Regions from separate parts of the Homo sapiens genome. Here region 2 is linked to region 1. The links are chromatin contacts, found by Hi-C in ENCODE. All regions are on one chromosome and are shown on one strand. Each heading gives the region's core, a stretch centred on a gene start or an enhancer-like site at or near the end of the contact. The rest is flanking DNA. Distances are from core to core; before and after follow the strand shown.

The links. Hi-C counts contacts between places; a loop is a spot of excess contacts on that map. Pooled maps may share reads with other maps.
Region 2: a pooled map shows a loop between it and region 1 (14-fold over the local background). The contact joins the promoter of SPTSSA here to the promoter of DTD2 in region 1. A Hi-C loop is called at or near these places in 12 of 50 pooled maps.

What each region holds. Positions count from the first base shown.
Region 1 is chr14:31,455,934-31,459,255 of GRCh38, reverse strand. It overlaps DTD2 (D-aminoacyl-tRNA deacylase 2), which reads left to right and starts at 1,750. Exons shown (of 3, transcript NM_080664.3): 1 at 1,750-1,973. The coding sequence starts at 1,863. RefSeq lists enhancers at 1,586-1,765, 1,906-2,115, 1,560-2,145, 2,146-2,731.
Region 2 is chr14:34,460,580-34,463,901 of GRCh38, reverse strand. It overlaps SPTSSA (serine palmitoyltransferase small subunit A), which reads left to right and starts at 1,662. Exons shown (of 2, transcript NM_138288.4): 1 at 1,662-1,806. The coding sequence starts at 1,695. RefSeq lists silencers at 1,140-1,649, 1,770-1,939 and enhancers at 849-1,799, 2,340-2,449.

The DNA of each region.
Region 1 (3,322 bases), core at 501-3,000:
TATAACAAAAATTAAAGTTATACATTTGTGAAAATTTTGCTGCATACTATATCATCTCAGCACTCCAGTTGAGAACCACTGTCTTACCTGTTTTCAATTTCCCCCATTGTGGCTTACTGACATAATTCTAGTTTCTTTATTTCTAATGCTTTAATTCACATTTTACTATTTTATTGCATGCATGTCCTTCCTTCTTAAATTATTTGCAGAATGAAACTAAGTGTTCAAAAAATAAAATACAGAAAGGAAATGCTGTCTTTGGTGGCCACTCTCTATAGCCTTCTGCAAATAGAAGTAAAAAATAAGTGAGCCACAGCCTATTACAGTACCTACAGCAATGTCCACGAGATCCTCACTCAATAGGAGGGTTTAAAGTAATTAGTGATTTTTGAGAAGCTAACCATTACCATCCATACTCCATCTATTCTACTCACAGGAAGGGTTTCCCAATTTGTTAAAGAAACCCTCTCTGTAGAAAGATCTCTGCGAACCACATAACCTATTCTCTATAGACCTCCCTATTTCCTGCAGCCACATACAAATGGACACCAAAGTCTTTTCTTATTCTGGGACATAGCTAATGGTTTGTATGTCAAAGTTTCTTTCAGGCCTGTAAAATCTGAATCTGAGAGCCGGAGAGAAAAGAGACTCAGTAGTTATAATGACATAAAGGTGCAGACATGAAGCAATTCAACTTGTCTGTGCTTTGCAGACAAATGTCAACAACTGTTGGAATCCCTGCAATGCAACAATCAGAGATCATGTGAGATTTTGCTTTCTGTTTTTACTAAAAGTGTAAACCTGGCTGCAAGATAACCAGCAAACAAGCAGCTTCGATTTTGTGTACAAAGGACTGTTGATTATGCATGGACTATTTTCTTCAGTCACACTACTTTGTATGGATAGCAACACTGTCAGTGATGTCATCTTTTTAAACAACAGATCCGAATGTATAGGCACATTGTGTCAACTGAGCCCAAATCAATGACCTGGGTAATGCAATCAGGGTAACACTATTATTCCTCATCTAAACCATCCAAGCCCATAGACAAATAAATGCTAATCTGATGCATGTTTAAGGAATACGTTACATGGGAAAGAAAATCAAGCCCTTGTTTAGTTTTATTTACATTCTAATATGTACTTCCAGAAAATGCATCACAGAATTTACGTCATATGCATCAGAATAAGCTGTTTTATTTTTGTATTAGTAGCGGGCTAAGTTATTAACAATCATACTTTCTTGGATAAGAACATTTTTAACAAGGATATCTTCTAAAGAATGTGTATTCGTATAGCATACCAATACCTTTTCACAACTGTGGAATCAGAATAATTTATGGCATTCCCGATAGAGGAGGCAGCATTGTTTTTATTGATTGGAATAAGGAAAATTTTGAAGGATGTATATATAGCTTTTAGTTCCATCTCCGCTTGCTTTATGATTCGATTATTTGTTTACTTACTTTCATATGGGCATAACATGAATTTAAATCAAGCAGATTTAAAATTTTTCAACAGTTGGAACCTAAGCTTTCTGAGGTGAAAAATGTTTCTTAAAAGGTTTGTAGGAAAGAGATTTAACGAGTCTTTTCAATCGTTTAATAAAAGTATACACTGAGCGCCTTCTACAGAGTTGGGCAGGTGCTGCCGAGAAGCTTAGCGCTACGCCGGCCTCCAAGACCGCACATCCGGGACATTCGAGAGTCAGTCCGAGGCCCCGCCCTCCTAAGGGCGGGGCCACTGGGCAATCGGCGCAGGCCCTTCGTCGTGCCCCGCCTCGTCTGCCCCGCCAGCGCGTCGAGGGAGGGGCCAGCGACACATGGCCTAGTAACTGTCCGGCCGCGGCGCTGGCTTAAGCCATGGCTGAGGGTAGCCGGATTCCTCAGGCCCGGGCGCTCCTACAGCAGTGCCTGCACGCCCGGCTGCAAATTCGCCCAGCCGATGGGGACGTCGCGGCCCAGTGGGTGGAGGTAACGTCAGCCCGGCAGCTCTCGTTATCCTCCGGCGTGCGGGGCGGTTTTTTCCGCGTTGTCTCGGTGACTCGTCCGCTCTGTGTCTCCCTCTGAGACCGGCGGTCCGGCCGCGGGGATACCGGGTCAGCTTGAAGCTGGCCGCGGTGGCCTGCCTGGCTGCGCTTGTCTTTTCGGTCCAGCATCACCGTTCCCCAGCGCCAGTTGTAGCACCCGAGAGGAAGAGCGTGTCTCCCTTCTTGGGGGGACCACAGGTATTTGAAACTGAGTTCGGTGAACTTCAGGCCTTACTGTCTCAGACCCCTTGCAGCTCGTGGTCTATGCTGGTCGGGGGCAAGCTTGTAGGTCAGGTTTGCTGCAAGAGTTCATGATCTGCTTTGACTTACGCCTCAGATCGCGTCGAATTCCCCCCTATGTTGACTTGGTCTTAGCATAGAAATGAGATTTCCTAAGAAACAATTCTATTTCAAGAAGCCTTTTAAAAGTTTTGACCAATTTCCAACTGAGAAACAAAGACCTCTACTTTTATAACAATGTTGCCTTATCAAACACATTTCTCCAAAGAATTTAAAACATTTATGTCACTATGAGTTCCTTCTACTTTCATACATACTTTACTTTTTAAGACCGCCTGCCCCCACTGCATACAAAAACAAATAAAATTTTCTTTAAGGCCTCTGACGTATTTTTGGAGTACGTTGAAATGTAAGAAAAAAATTAGTTCATAATTAAGACTTTTGTAGATACTCAGAAACTTCAGTGTAGCAAAATCTCATTCGCTCGCCTTTTCTGCTGAATTCGGTCCCAGATCTAGCATTACTTAAAACAATTTTAGTTATTATTTTACATTTATTTTATTTTTTATATTTTATTTATTTATATTTTATTTTATTTTTTGAGATGAATTCTCGATCTGTCGCCCAGGCTGGAGTGCAGTGGCACGATCTCGGCTCACTGCAACCTCCGCCTCCCGGGTTCAAGCAATTTTCCTTCCTCAGCCTCCCGAGTAGCTGGGACAACAGGCGCAAGCTACCACGCTAACTTGTATTTTTAGCAGAGACGGGGTTTCGCCATTTTGGCCAGGCTTGTCTGGAACTCCTGACCTCAGGTGATCCACCTGCCTCAGCCTCCCAAACTGCTGGGATTACAAGCCTGAGCCACCGCACCCCGCCTACTTATTGTAAATAGTACCCGTGAACTATATGATGTGTGGGTGATTATTCTAAAATCAGAATCTGTTGCCCTGTGCTAATTTGGAAATATAAGCATAGAAATTCCTGTATTCTTATCTCTCTCCTTTCCCAGAAATTCACTTTTCTTATTTCTTATTTTTGTCATGATTTTTTGTG
Region 2 (3,322 bases), core at 413-2,912, 3.0 Mb before region 1:
AGACTTTCACAAGCCCAATCTGATTTTGTCTGGGCTATCTTGGTATCCTAAAGGATACGATCCACAAAAATATCATTTACCACACCTCACTGTAATCCATTAACTTGCCTCTCTTCCCCAGCAGACTGGGTACTTTATGAAGGCAGGTCTCAGTCTATCTGGCTTGCTATCCCAATGTCTGGCACTTGATATTACTTACTGTTTTCTTTCTTTTCTTCTCTTCTCTTCTGTTTTCTCCTCTCTTTCTCTGTCTCCTTTCTTTCCTTTCTTTTGCTCTGCCACCTAAGATGGAGTGCAGTGGCACCATCCTGGCTCACTGCAACCTCGACCTCCCGTGCTCGAGCAATCCTCCCGCCTCAACCTCCTGAGTAGCTGGGACTACAGGTGCACGCCACCACCCCTGGCTAACTTTTTGTTATGTATTTACTTATTTTTTTTGGTAGAGACGGGGTTTCACCATGTTGCTCAGGCTGGTCTCGACCTTCTGGACTCAAGTGATCCGCCAGCCTCAGCCTCCCAAAGTGCTTGGATTACAGGCATGAGCTACGGCGCTTGGCCGGCACTTGGTACTTTTAATGAATAGTTATTAACCATGAAACTTTTAAAGTTTAAGCAGTAGTATGTTTAACCTGGAAGACTTTTAACATTTAAACAGCAGGCCATTTAATTGTGGCAGTTCACATGCTACACCAGTGCATGGAGCTCCTTGTGGCCAGTGCAATGTTGCTGGCCCATCTGGCAGTGGGAAAATCTGGGCATCCAGGAGTGCATCTCTAGGGAAGTATCACCAGCCCTCACACCAATCTCAAGCTGCCTGTCTTCTGCAGAACCCACTAGATCAGCGCGCTTCTGGCCTTGACCCACTTGGTGGTTACCTACAGCCACTAAGAGGTGGGCAGATAGATGTTTTTGGTAAGTGGTCTCTGGGTTAGGGAGTGCATGGGTTATGTCCGTCTAGGGGTGTGTGTGTGTGTGTGTGTGTGTGTGTGTGTGTGTGTGTGTGTGTGCATGGGTGGGGGAAGGGAGGAAGGAGGCCGAATGTGCATCCCTTCTACAAGGACGCCTTTCCAGACCTCCTTATTAGGTGGCGTTCGCCTCCTCACCCTCTCTCAGCCCCTTATCTCCTCTTACACGGATCACGACTTGATTAATGCTTGTCTCCCAGCTAGGCCGCCAGCTGCACAAGGTAAGGAACCGAAGGCATTCCGGTTCTCCCTGGCAATCCTCCTTCTCAGAAGGATGCCTGAGGCATAACAAGTGTTCCAGAAATATTTCTTCCGCAAGCGCTCTGGGCCAGTCTGGACGGACCGAGCGCCCGCTGGGCTGCGGGGGCCCCGGGACCCCGGCCGGCACTGACGCCCCGCCCACCACCGGCCGGCCCGGGCGGGGTGGGGCGCGGCTGGGCGCTCTCGCGGGGACCGTTCTCCGGCTAGCGTGGGCGATGCCCGGGCGGGGAAACGGGAGGGGACGACGCGACGCGAGGTAGCGGCCTGGCCAATGAGCGCGGGTCGGGCGGGGCTGGGGGCCGGCGGCCGGGGCGCGCGCGGGTCTGGGCGTGCCGCGGGTGACGGCGGGGCCGGGCGGGCCAATGGGCGCTGGGTGGCGGGCGGGCGGGCCTGGCGGCCGGGGGCTTTAGGACGTGAGCGGGCGGCCGGCCGGACAGACTGACGTGTGAGCTGCATCGCGGGAGGCGCATGGCGGGGATGGCGCTGGCGCGGGCCTGGAAGCAGATGTCCTGGTTCTACTACCAGTACCTGCTGGTCACGGCGCTCTACATGCTGGAGCCCTGGGAGCGGACGGTGTTCAGTATCCTGTCCCGGCCGCGCGCGCGGGGGCCGGGCTGGGGGCGCGGGCCGCGGGGCCGCATTTCCCCAGGCCCCGGGCCTGGGGTGGAGGCTGGAGCGGCGGCCCCGCCGGTCCTGTGCGCGGAAGCCGGGGGTGCAGGGGGAGGTCTGGGGGCCGAGGGCGGCGCTCGCGGGGTTAAGTGGGGGGTGGGGGAGACGAGAACTCTTGAGATCCGGGGTCACCTGTGAGTCGCTGGACCCAAGGGGGAAGCGTCTTGATTCCTGGAGGAAATCTCCGAAGGTGATGTGTAACCCTGTGTGTCGCCTGCACTTCGGCCGCAACTGCCTTTGGTTCAGTCCCCTGTTCCTGTAGGAGGCGGGGATCATGTAACAGTGGAGCACATCGCTCCCGGCTTGGACGCCTTTGACCTTTAAGTGTTCCTGATTTAGTTGGCTTTGGGTCTACCAAGAATTCTAGTCAGTTAACTAGCTTTTAAGCCAGGTTCTGAATTTGTAGGCATGACACTCCAGTAGTTTTTGAAAGCAGTTTAAGTTATTGTATCTTTTTGGTCTTCAAGTTGGGGAGTTTTAAAAGTGTATTTATTGCTTCTGTGCACCGTCCGTAGAAGTCGGCCCGAAAAGTGGTGCAATTTGTGGTTAGTTGTCGGTAGGGTTTGAAACTGTGTTTTGGTGGATAGTTAATAAATTCTTGTTAATGACTATTGAGTGGTTACTATAAGCAAAGCATTTGTGCAAAGCACGTTGTCTGTATCTTAACTCATCTAACTTTGAGAACTTCAGTTAATAACTCAGGGTTGTGAAGATAGGCTCCCTGAAAGTCTGATGTTTCTTGTCTCTGCTTGTCCATATTGACATCCTTTGATGATATTCTTGCAGATTAAATACTGATAATGAATGAGATGTAACTTTTAAAAAACTCAGGCCAATACAAAACAGGTATTTCACAAAACATGTTTAGTTTATCCACGTTCTCTCCTTTTCAGTGTGGTTTAGTTGGAGTAGCTTACTTCAGAATAACTTTGCGAATGCATTGTTGCATTCCAGTGAGTGACTGAGGTAATTTCATTCTAAGCCTTATCAAGTGTGTTTATTTGTTTTGAGATAGCTTAAGGTTGTACTCAAAGCTGAGTCTTTTGTTTAAGCACTTTTGAGGAATTTGAGATGCTTTCAAAGCAGTTTATTTATTTATTACTGTTGGCATTTCTTTCCAAACCTGGAATTTAAGAACCAGAATGCATATTTTGGATTTAGACTCTGAATATAGTTTGCTTTGATTTCCTGCACCATTTATTTGTAGCTGCAGTTTAGTCTCACTCTTTAGGGCTCGCAAGGTCATGCCTTGTAAAATATATACTTGAATGCATATTTAATAGAAGTCTCTCAGTAGAAGCAAGTATATCTTGACTGACATAACACATCCTAAAATTAATTTAAACAATGCTGGGTTAAAATGAAACTCTTTAAATCAGAGGTTGAATGTAGAGTGCACTATTAGAATCTAGTATAGATTTGACACC